2 separate regions of the Homo sapiens genome follow, and region 2 is linked to region 1. A link is a contact called in ENCODE Hi-C or POLR2A ChIA-PET data. All regions are on one chromosome and are shown on one strand. The core of a region is the stretch at or near the end of the contact, and the rest is flanking DNA. Distances in the headings are between cores, read along the strand shown. Region 1 has its middle 72 kb from the start of ATF7IP2. Region 2 has its middle 93 kb from the start of GRIN2A.

What was found. A loop is a pair of places that touch in the nucleus more often than their neighbours do. ChIA-PET counts read pairs that join two places held with the same protein, here RNA polymerase II (POLR2A). Pooled maps may share reads with other maps.
Region 2: a map with no recorded cell type shows a loop between it and region 1 (7-fold over the local background). The contact joins two enhancer-like sites. A Hi-C loop is called at or near these places in 2 of 168 maps with a recorded cell type or tissue (Calu3 and GM11168), 13 of 37 single-sample maps with no recorded cell type and 10 of 50 pooled maps. POLR2A ChIA-PET finds 5 or more read pairs at or near these places in 9 of 52 experiments (GM10248, GM12878, HepG2 and 5 more).

What each region holds. Positions count from the first base shown.
Region 1 is chr16:10,310,932-10,317,034 of GRCh38, forward strand. No RefSeq gene overlaps it. Among named protein-coding and RNA genes, the nearest start is that of ATF7IP2, 72 kb to the right of the region's middle. Within about 2 kb of position 2,385, at least 2 of the 41 ENCODE cell types and tissues checked have a DNase peak (open chromatin) inside an H3K27ac peak, as active enhancers do; they include GM12878 and OCI-LY7, where a contact is called at or near this core.
Region 2 is chr16:10,272,042-10,278,144 of GRCh38, forward strand. No RefSeq gene overlaps it. Among named protein-coding and RNA genes, the nearest start is that of GRIN2A, 93 kb to the left of the region's middle. Within about 2 kb of position 3,715, at least 3 of the 41 ENCODE cell types and tissues checked have a DNase peak (open chromatin) inside an H3K27ac peak, as active enhancers do; they include GM12878 and OCI-LY7, where a contact is called at or near this core.

The sequences.
Region 1 (6,103 bases), core at 1,135-3,634:
CCTGGGTAACAGAGCGAGACTCCCTCTCAAAAAAATAAATAAATAAAAATAAATCCAGTGTAGGCTGGCTTCAAGGCCTATGGTCTTTGATAGTGTTGTTGCTATGATTTTCCTTTGTTTTTAACTTTTTAAACTTTGAAATTATTTTAGATTTATCAGAAAGTTGCAAAGATAGCACCGATCATTCCTGTGTACTCTCACCTAGGTTTCTCTGATGTTAAGGTCTTACAATCATCAAAACCAAGAAATTAGCACTAGGACAATTCACTGCAGACCTTATTCATTTTTCACCGGTTTTTCCACTAATGTCCTTTGCCGCCTTCTGGGAGGAAAAATATTTCCTCTGCTCCCTTATTTTCACTGACAGGGTCCATACATTAAACTGACACAAGTCAGACTAGCAAGAGAAAAGACGTTTTATTTCCATATGTATGTATGCACATGGGAGTTCACAGAAAAGAAAATGTGACTCAAAGGAGTGGTTAGAATTTGGGGCTTATAGCCGGACGTGGTGGCTCATGCCTGTAATCCCAGCACTTTGGGAGGCTAAGGCCGGTGGATCGCTTGAGACCAGGAGTTCGAGACCAGCCTGGCCTACTTGGTGAAACCCCATCTTCACTAAAAATACAAAACATTAGCCGAGCATGGTGGCAGGTGTCTGTAACCCCAGCTACTCAGGAGTCTGAGGCAGGAGAATTGCCTGAATCCACGAGGCAGAGGTTGCAGTGAGCCGAGAATGCACCACTGCACTCTACTCCGGGCAAAGCGAGACTCTGTCTCAAAAAAAAAAAAAAAAATAGAATTTGGGGCTTATAATCCATCTTAATAGGTGAAGGATCACAGTACTTTAGGAGGCTGAGGCAGGAGGATCACTTGAGCCCAGGGGTTCAAGACCAGCTTGGGCAACAAAGTGAGAACTTGTCTCTACAAAAAAAAAAAAAAAAAAAAATTAGCTGGGCATGGTGATGCATAGCTGTAGTCCCAGCTACTTGGGAGACTGAGGTTGGAGGATTGCTTGAGCCTGGTAGGTCGAGGTTTCAATGAGTTATGATCGTACCACTGCACTCCAGCCCGGGCAACAGAGGGAGACCCTGTCTCGAAAAAAAAAGACAGGAAACGAAAAAGACAAAATAGATGAAGGAGAAGGGAAGAAAGAGCACTTGTGGAAAAACAAACGAGGTTTTGGAAAGATAAATGAGCCCTTAGGAGACTAGATGGGGGATATGACAGATTTTGTGACTGTCTGCTTTGGTGTGTGGCTGACTTCTGTCTCAGAGAAGATTGGAGTTGTTCCCAGGGATAAGATTTATGACAATAGAGTTCTTTTTTATTCTTTTGGGAGGCTCTGCTCTTAGGCAGATAAGAGATTTCAGAAAGTCAGAAGCCCTCGGCTCAAAACAATTTTTATGCCACACTGGCTTATTCTGGGGCCCTTCCCCATTTCAGAATCCAATTGGGGCCGGGCATGGTGGCTCATGCCTGTAATCCTAACACTCTGGGAGGCCGAGGCAGGTGAATCACTTGAGGCCAGGAGTTTGAGACCAGTCTGGCCAACATGGTGAAACCCCATCTCCACTAAAAATCCAAAAATAAAAGTAGCTGGGCGTGGTGGTGGGCACCTGTAATCCCAGCTACTCAGGAGGCTGGGGCAGGAGAATCACTTGATCCCAGGAAGCAGAGGTTGCAGTGAGCCAAGATCGCGCCACTGCACTTCAGCCCAGGCAACAGAGTGAGACCCTTTCTAAAAAAAAAAAAAAAAAAAAAAAATCCAATTGGGACCCCACCTTACATTTAGTTATGTCTTCTTGGTCTCCTCCAATGTGTGACAGTTTCTCCGTCTTCCTTTATTCCTCACCACTTTGACACTTTTGAGAAATATTGATCTTTTATTTTGTAGACTGTCCCTTAACTTGGTGTTTCCTCATGACTAGACTGAGGTTGTTAAACATTTACTAGCACACCACAGGCCGTTGGTTTGCATGAGAATGAAACAACAACTAGGGTTTCTCTTTATATATATTTTATATTTGATGCTCCCAAAGTGCTAGGATCAGCCAGGCGCGATGGCTCATCCCTGTAATCCCAGTGCTTTGGGAGGCCAAGGTGGAAAGATCACCCAAGCCCAGAAGTTCAAGGCCAGCCTGGGCAATTTAGTGAGATTCCATCTCTTCAAAAAATTTAAATATTAGCCTGCAGGGTGTGAACCTGTAGTCCCAGCTACTCAGGAGGCTGAGGAAAGAAGATCCCTTGAGTCCAGGAGGCCAAGGCTGCAGTGAGCTATGATCGCACCACTGCACTCCAGCCTGGGCAACAGAGTGAAACCTTGATTCTAAAAATAAACACAAAAAGGGAGGTGGAGCATAACTCATCATGCTTTAAGTGTGGACTGCACAGAGTGACTTCCTTACAAAGAGCACAAAGGGAGGGAAAGAGCAACTGTACAGTGAGAAACTTGATAAACACTACCTCAACCAGGTGATCAAGGCCAACATCAACCATGATAAGTCATGTCAACAGTATGCGCTGGTATCACTTGATAAAAATGGCATTTTACCACTATCATCTTTCTTCCAAAAATCCATAACCTCAGCTAATCATGAAAAAAAAACATCAGACAAATCTCAGTAGAGGGCCGTGCTGCAAATTGCCTGACCAGTACTTCTCAGAACTGTCATCAAAAACAAATTCTGAGAAACTGTCACAGCGAAGAGGACCCTAAAGAGACATGACAACTAAATGTAATTGGTATCCTTGATGGGATCCTGGAACAGGAAATCTGTCACAAGGTAAAAACTAAGGCAGTCCGAATAAAGTATGGGCTTTAGTTAATGCATCAATATTAGATCGTTGATTGTAACAAATGCACCACACTAATGTAAGCTAACAGGGGAAACTGAGTCAGGATGTATGAGGACACTGTACTACCTTCACAATTTTTGTAAAATGTAAAACTATTCTTTTTTTTTTTTTTTGAGATGGAGTTTTACTCTTGTTGCCTGGGCTAGAGTACAGTGGCGCAATCTCAGCTCACTGCAACCTCCACCTCCCGGGTTCAAATGATTCTCCTGCCTCAGCCTCCCAAGTAGCTAGGATTACAGGGAGCTACCACCATGCCTGGCTAATTTTTGTACTTTTAGTAGAGACAGGGTTTCACCATGTTGGCCAGGCTGGTCTCAAACTCCTGCCGTCAGGTGATCCACCTGCCTTGGCCTCCCAAAGTGTTGAGATTACAGGTGTGAACCACTGTGCCCAGCTAAAACTATTCTTAAAAAATTTAGTTTGTTTAAAAAAAAAAAAAAAAAGGAAAAAGTGACCATTTTTTAATCTCTCAAAAATATACCATTAACCTAAACCCTTAAAATATTTACATTCAGGCTGGACACAGTGCCTCACACCTGTAATCCCCGCACTTTGGGAGGCTAAAGAGGGAGGATCATTTGAGCCCAGGAGCCTAGGCAACATGGCAAAACCCCACCTCTACAAAAAATACGAAAATGAGCCAGGGGTAATGGCATGTCTGTAGTCCCAGTTACTCAGGAGGCTGAGATGGGAGGATCACTTGAGCCCAGGAGGTTGAGGCTGCAGTAAGCTGATTATGCCACTGCACTCCAGCCTGGGCAACAGAGCAAGATCCTGTCTCAAAATAAAATAAAATAAAATAAAATATTTGCATTCAAAAGGAGCTTCAGAATAGACCATATGAATAAAATATAGCAAGAGCTGCAGATAAATAGATTTCTCTAGAGAATATGAAAATAATACCCGGTACCTATTCAATGATACGAGGAACATGCAGAGGGGAGGGGAATTATTCCAATCAGTCTCCTGCTGCAGAAACCATAAACATAAAAATAGAAGTAGGCTATGAATCTCCCCTCAAGAATGGGAAGGTGATCAATAGCTTCCATCTAGCATCCATGCCCCACTGAGATGACATTCTTTCCAGAGGGGGAAAAATGAGCTGCCAATGAGAAATTGTTGAGATGACTAAGAAAGACACCATCTCAGGAACTTCCAAATTGAGTTTGACTGTTAGTCAATGTGTTGAGTAGTTGTTATATATCATTCCTTCTCCAGAAGATGGAGCTTTAGTCTAAAATAATGATGTAAGACAAGCCGGCAAGCTGGGCCCAGAATAATAGAATTCAAAGAAAATGCATAAATCGTGGTTACTATCAAGAGGGTTTGAAAAGCATTTTAAATCTCCTTGGAGACGGGTTCATTTGACCCGATTCTCTTACTCATTATGAGAATCCATTGCTTCAACTGTTTTCATCCAGGCAAAAAAGAAAATTTCAGTGGGAGTCATAAAAATGATTATGTATCATCTTATTTTTATTTGGTATTTCTCTTCCCAAAAGTCTAAAGGCTCACTATTATCTTGTAGTGCAGTTCATATGTTGATGGAAGTGACATTATTTATTTGTTTATTTATTTATTTTGAGATGGAGTTTCGCTCTTGTTGCCCAGGCTGGAGTGCAATGGTGTGATCTCAGCTCACCGCAACCTCCGCCTCCCAGGTTCAAGTGATTCTCCTGCCTCAGCCTCCTGAGTAGCTGGGATTACAGGCATGCACCACCATGCCTGGCTAATTTTGTATTTTTAGTATAGACGGGGTTTCACCATGTTGGTCAGGCTGGTCTTGAACTCCCAACCTCAGATGACCCACCCACCTCGGCCTCCCAAAGTGCTGAGATTACAGGCGTGAGCCACCGCACCCGGCCAAGGTGACATTTAAGTTCACTGTGGCAGTGAATTTATTATGCAGATAGGAGTTGCATGAATTTTCTCCAAAATATTCAGATATAAAATTCATTTTTGTCTAAAACAAATCAATCTGACTTAGCCCCCATGTCAGCCATAATTTTTCTCACATCTCGCCTCCATATGTAAAACTCTAGAGAGGAACTGATTAGCGTGAAAGGAAAATAAATCTTGGGACCCCAAAATCACTAAGCCAAAGGGAAAGTCAAGCTGAGAACTGCATAGGGCAAACCTGCCTCCCACTGTTTTCCTCAAAAAGATAAAAGCTACATACCGGCCAAGCATGGTGGCTGGCACCTGTAATCCCAGCACTTTTTGAGGCCCAGAACGTTGGGAGGCCGAGGCGGGTGGATCACGAAGTCAGGAGATCAAGACCATCCTGGCTAACACGTTGAAACCCCATCTCTACTAGAAATACAAAAAATTAGCTGGGCATGGTGGCACGAGTCTGTAGTCCCAGCTACTCGGGAGGCTGACGCAGGAGAATCGCTTGAACCCGGGAGGCAGAGGTTGCAGTGAGCTGAGATCTCACCACTGCATTCCAGCCTGGGTGACAGAGCGAGACTCCTAAAAAAAAAAAAAAAAAAAAAAAAAAAAAAAGGCTACATACCTCCCTCAAAAGGAATTTCCTTGTGGACAAAAGACAGAATTCAAAGTCATCCCCCTGCTCACTGAGATAAATGTATGTCCGATTGCCACCTTTGGAGAGGCTAAACAGAAACTCAAAAGAATGCAACCATTTGTCTCTTATCTACCTATGTATGACCTGGAAGCCCCCTCCCTGCTTCAAGTTGTTCCACCTTTCTGGATGGAACCAATATATATCTTACATTCATTGATTGATGTCTCACGTCTCCCTAAAATTTATTAAACCAAGCTTTGCCCTGACCACCTTGGCACATGTCATCAGGACCTCCTGAGGCTGGGTTACAGGCGCACATCCTTAACTTTGGCAAAATAAACTTTCTGAGTTGACTGAGACCTGCCTCAGATATGTGGGGTTCACACTGGCATACCTCAATTCACATGCTCATCTTTGAGCTTATCATAGTCACCTAGATGGTGGTCCCATGGGAAGCCAAGCTGGACCATGTGCCCATACCTATGTGTAGCCCGCAATGTGGGGCAATATAATTAGCCACTACCTACCTGCCCTAAGGTCAAATACTCTCAACAGAATTGAATTCTGCTGAGCATGGTGGCTCACACCTGTACTCCCAGCACTTTTTGAAGCCAAGGAAGGAGGATTACTTGAGGCCAGGAGTTCAAGAACAGCCTGGCCAATACAGGGAGACCCTCGTCTCTACAGAAAATTTTTAAGCCGGACGTGGTGCCTCAC
Region 2 (6,103 bases), core at 2,465-4,964, 38 kb before region 1:
TGCCTGGCTAATTTTTTGTATTTTTAGTAGAGATGCAGTTTCACCATGTTGGCCAGGCTGGTCTTTGCTGAGACCAGCTTGGTCGGGGAGACCCTAACCCAGCAGTGCCAGAGGGATTAAAGACACATACACAGAAATATAGAGGTGTGAAGTGGGAAATCAGGGGTCTCACAGCCTTCAGAGCTGAGAGCCCGGAGCAGAGATTTACCCACATATTTATTAACAGCAAACCAGTCATTAGCATTGTTTCTATAGATACTAAATTAACTAAAAGTATCCCTTATCGGAAACGAAGGGATGGGCTGAATTAAAGGAATAGGTTGGGCTAGTTAACTGCAGCAGGAACACGCCCTTAAGACACAGCTCACTGATGCTATTGCTTGTGGCTTAAGAATGCCTTTAAGCAGTTTTCTGCCCTGGGCAGGCCAGGTGTTCCTTGCCCTCATTTCCATAAACCCACAACCTTCCAGCTTGGGCGTTAGGGCCTTTATGAACATGTTACAGTGCTGCACAGATTTTGTTTATGGCCAGTTTTGGGGCCAGTTTATGGCCAGATTTTGGGGGGCTTGCTCCCAACAGGTCTTGAACTCCCGACCTCAAGTGATCCATCTGCCTCTGCCTCCCAAAGTGCTGGGCTTACAGGCATGAGCCACTGTGCCTGGCAAATTTTTTTTTCTTTTGGTAGAGACCGGGTCTCACTATGTTGCCCAGGCTGGTCTCAAACTTCTGGGTTCAAGTTATCCTCCTGTTTTGGGCTCAAGTTATCCTCCTGTTTTGGCCTCCCAAAGAGCTGGGACTACAGGCATGAGCTGCCATGCCTGGCCTATGTGTCTTTTTAATATTGGATTTGTGCTACTTGCAACTTAGAAACATATGACTAATACAAAGGTGTCCTACCATGTCTAATCATGTAGTGAGACCAATGACTTTTGGTAAGATAGTAAACGTGTTGTTGGTTTTTTACTTACTTAACCACATGCTATAACATAGACAGAGACAGAGAGTAGGAGAAAAAACAAAAGACACCAAAATAACAAAGGCACATACATTTGTACTCCAGCCAACTCTTTCCCTGTTTTGTCTCTCTCTACTTTCAGGCTCCTTTTTTATAGATACCTAATATTATCAGGATGCTGGGTTATCTAAATCCATTTACAGCTTTGCACCATGAAAATAAATCACCTATTTTAAATAAACTAACAAAATTAAATATCTAAGTACCCAGGACCTGAATATAGTTCTGTCACTGAGGTGGTTTGTATTTTAAGAGGCCTCTTGAAAGAATGCAATGTTTAACCAAATGGAATAAACGAATAGTGGTAGAATTCCGGGCATTCCTCTAGTAAAGACTTTTTTTTTTTTTTTGAGACAGAGTCTCACTCTGTCACCCAGGCTGGAGTGCAGTAGTGCAATCTTGGCTCACTGCAACCTCCGCCCTGTGGAGTCAAGCAATTCTCCTACCTCAGCCTCCTAAGTGGTTGGGATGACAGGTACGTGCCACTGCAGCTGGCTAATTTTATTTATTTATTTTTTATTTTTGGGGGGATGGAGTCTCACTGTTGCCCGGGCTGGAGTGCAGAGGCACAATCTCAGCTCACCACAACCTCCGCCTCCTGGGTTCAAGCGATTCTCCTGCCTCAGCCTCCAGAGTAGCTGGGACTACAGGCACATGCCACCATGCCAGGCCAATTTTTGTATTTTTAGTAGAGATGGGGTTTCACGATGTTGGCCAGGCTGGTCTCGAACTCCTGACCTCGTGATCCACCCACTTCAGCCTCCCAAAGTGCTGGGATGGCAGGCATGAGCCACCGCGCTTGGCCTTTTTGTATTTTTAGTAGAGATAGGGTTTCACCATGTTGGCCAGGCTGGTCTTGAACTCCTAGCGTCAAGTGATCCACCCATCTCAGCTTCCTAAAGTACTGGGATTACAGGCGTGAGCCACCGCACCTGGCCTCTAAGAAAGATTTATGGAGCATCTGCCATGTATCTGACAAGGTGTTATGATACAAGGGTGTACGAATGCTGTCCTCAAAAAAAAAAAAATGTGCAGATATGCCAGGCACGGTGGCTCACATCTTTAATCCCAGTACTTTGGAAGACTGAGACAGGATGATTGCTTGTAGAGACTTCATCTCTACAAAAAAATTAAAAATTAAAAAATTAAAAAGAAATGTTTTAATGTGCAGATAACTTTGGGGAATGGATAAGGAACTAGTTACACAGCAGAATAAGAGCATGCTGTGAAAACATCCTGGACTTTTAACCTCCGGGTGAAGGAGAAAGTCACCTAGGGAGGGTTCCTTTCAGCCCAGCCATTATTTCTACCCCAGCAACAGCATCTCACACACTGTGGTTGCTCTGTAAATATTTACCACGCAATGTAAGAAGCCAGTAGTAGGTGACTGGGCGCAGTGGCTCATCCCCATAATGGCAGCACTTTGGGAGGCCGAGGCAGGTGGATCACCTGAGGTCAAGAGTTCGAGACCAGCCTGGCCAACATGGTGAAACCCCCATCTCTATGAAATCGCCCCACTGTACTCCAGCTTGGGCAACAGAGCAAGATTCTGTCTCAAAACAAACAAACAAACAAACAAACAAACAAACAAACAAAAAAACAGAAGTCTGTAGGTTGCCTGATCCTTAAAAGACTATGGACCTGCCCCTGCTGCTCTCTCCAAAGGACTCAAAGGGCACTCAATCAAACACTGAGGAAATCACTGTTTTCCCCAGCCTGAAAGCGGCCTCCAGTCTGCTGGGTTGTTTATTCTGCTGTGGTGTCTCCTCCAGTCATTAACATTCTATTTTCAGGCTAGTAGTCTTTCAGTTCCCAGCAATTAGAGCATTTTGCACAGGATAAACAAACAGGGGATTGCTTTCTGGCCAAATTCAGTTGCTGGATATTACAGCACGCAGTTTTGAAGACTTGAAGGGTAAAGGTTGGATGAGTTGGTTTGTACTCTGGGCCTGGTTGCAGCTACCCTTAGAACAATTCCAAAGAAAGGCGAGGCTGAGGTGGGAGGATCACTTAAGGCTGGGGTTCAAGACCAGCCTGGGCAACATAAAGAGATCCCATCTCTAAAAAAAATTTAAAATTAGCCGGGTGAGGCCAGGTGCGGTGGCTCACACCTGTAATCCTAGCATTTTGGGAGGCTGAGGCGGGTAGATGACTTGAGGTCAAGAGTTTGAGACCAGCCTGGCCAACATGGTGAAACCCTGGCTCTACTAAAAATACAAAAATTAGCCGGGTGTTGTGGCAGGCGCCTGTAATCCCAGCTACTCGGGAGGCTGAGGTGGGAGAATCGCTTGAACCTAGTGAGCTGAGATCGCATCACTGCACTCCAGCCTGGGAGACAGAGCGAGACTCCATCTCAAAAAAAGGAAACCAGGCCAGGCGTGGTTGCTCATGCTTGTAATCCCAGCAGTTTGGGAGGCCAAGGCAGCCAGATCACCTGAGATCGGGAGTTGGAGACCAGCCTGACCGACATGGAAAAAAAACTCCATCTCTACTAAAAATACAAAATTAGCCGGGCGTGGTGGCACATGCCTGTAAGCCCAGCTACTTGGGAGGCTGTGGCAGGAGAATCGCTTGAACCCAGGAGGCAGAGGTTGCACTGAGCCATTGCACTCCAGCCTGGGTAACAAGAGTGAAACTCTATCTCAAAAAAAAAAAACACAAAACAAAACTGATACCCCAAAATGTGGCACTCTGACATGGTGAACAGAAGAAGCAGCTGTGAGGGCCCTCTGACTTCCTCCCTCCCACTTCCTGTCTCTCATTTCTCTGTGCCTCCCAAAGCACAGGATGAAGCCGTTCAGTGAAGTTCCTTTAGTTACCTAAAGTCCAGACCTGCCAAAGAAGATACAATGACCTCTGGTCCCCTCCCTGAGCTTTAATGAACTGAACTCTTATCACAGGAAGAAAGACTGAAGTATATAAAGTGTATCAACATTCCTGGACAGAATTTTGTCACAAGCCCATCATCTGATCTGCAGGCCCAGTACACTTTGTCCCAGGCCATTGCATGTTCTGCAAGCCCCTTGAATGCATTTACTACCACTATCCCCTAAAATCATCCACTCATCTCCATCTCCCTTTGCCCTAAGAAGTGTATATAACCACCTGTACCTCACTGCATGGCAGGGTCATTGCTCTGTGATTCTCTCCTGTGCACATTAATAAATGTATACACCTTTTCTCCTATTCATCTGCCTTTTTATTTTTTTGAGATGGAGGCTTACCCTATTGCCCAGGCTCGAGTGCAGTGGCACGATCTCAGCTCACTGCAAGATTCGCCTCCTGGGTTCATGCCATTCTCCTGCCTCAGCCTCCCGAGTAGCTGGGACTACAGGCACCCGCCACCATACCCAGCTAATTTTTTGTATTTTTAGTAGAGACGGGGTTTTACCGTGTTAGCCAGGATGGTCTCGATCTCCTGACCTCATGAACCGCCTGCCTCAGCCTCCCAAAGTGCTGGGATTACAGGTGTGAGCCACCGTGCCCAGCCTCATCTGCCTTTCATCAGTTGATTTTCAATGAACCTTCAGAGGGTGAAGAGGAAGTTTTCCCTGACCCCTTATAATTAAGAAGGTCCTAGTTTTTCGTTTATCTTCCAATGCTGCTCATTACATCAAAGAGAAAGTTGGTGGTATTCCATCTACAAAACTTCTCAAATCCTGGGTAATGCCCCTTTGTAACAATAGGAATAGGACCAAGGTCTTCAGATAACCATATCTGGCAATTATTTGGTAGCACCATTTTTATTTCCATGGCATTTGTTTGCAAAGTTGTCTTCCAATTACAGAGTAATCGCAAGTTTTCCATTTATCAGTGATATGAGATTTCTTTCTAAAAGAATTATCTAGGCCGGAGGCAGTGGCGTTTGCCTGTAATCTCAGCTACTCAAGAGGTTAAGGTGGGAAGATCGCTTGAGCCCAGGAATTTGAGACCAGCCTGAGACAGTGAGATCCTATCTCAAAAAAGATTTCAGAATTGTCTACATAAATAAAAGGGCAAGTCCATTAAAAATAACATTATGAAAGTAATTATGTAGATTATAGGTAGATATGGTAAAAATAAAAATCAAGGTGGTACTCAAATGGCTGGCATTTGGGAAACTTTTTTTTTTTTTTTTTGAGATGGAGGCTCACTCTGTTGCCCAGGCTGGAGTGCAATGGTGCAATCTCGGCTCACTGCAACATCCACCTCCTGGGTTCAAGCAGTTCTCCTGCCTCAGCCTCCTAAATAGCTGGGATTACAGGCGTGTGCCACAATACCCAGCTAATTGCTGTATTTTTAATAGAGATAGTGTTTTGCCATGTTACCCAGGCTGGTCTTGAACTCCTGACCTCAGGTGATCTGCCCGCCTTGGCCTCCCAAAGTGCTGGGATTACAGGCATGAGCCACCTTGTCCAGCCAGGAAACATTTTTCTATGCAAAGGTAAAACCTGATGTATTGTCCTACATCTCTCATTCTCCCTCTCACCAATTGTTCCAGAACAATTGCAGGCCCTGGAGAGAAAGCAGGGCCTTCTAGAAAGAGAAATATAGCATTGACTAAAGATTACAGGAAGAGGAAGATTTGCCCTCCTACTTCCCCCTCTTCTTCTGTCTAGTATGATCACAGTGATTGGACTCTGGTGAAGGCTCCAAGATGGCCATCGGTAACCATCTTGGCTACCCTGACTCAGCATTCCCGGATTCGCCGGTTCCCACCATCCCAGCGGCCATCTTGGCCACCCTGACTTGGCATTTTCGCTTATTCCCGCCGTTTATTCCCGCCATCCCAACAGCCACCTCCGATACCCTGACTCAGCATTTCTGGGTTCACCTTTCCTGTTCCCGCCACCCGGACCAACTCGCATGCCCACTAGGGCGTGTCACACTCAGAAGCGCGAAACTCAACCGACCCCACCCCTACCCCACCCACTCCTCACCCAGCATCCATATAAGTCACGCTGCACCTTTGGCACAGCGTAACTTCCCTGGCCCTCCCCCTGCGGACAAATGAACCTCGCCCCAGAGCTCAATAAAGAAGATTTTTGCCCTCTTTGTCTCGCCTCTCAGCCTTATTGATCCACGGTGCCCTTCCATTGCCTTTCACAC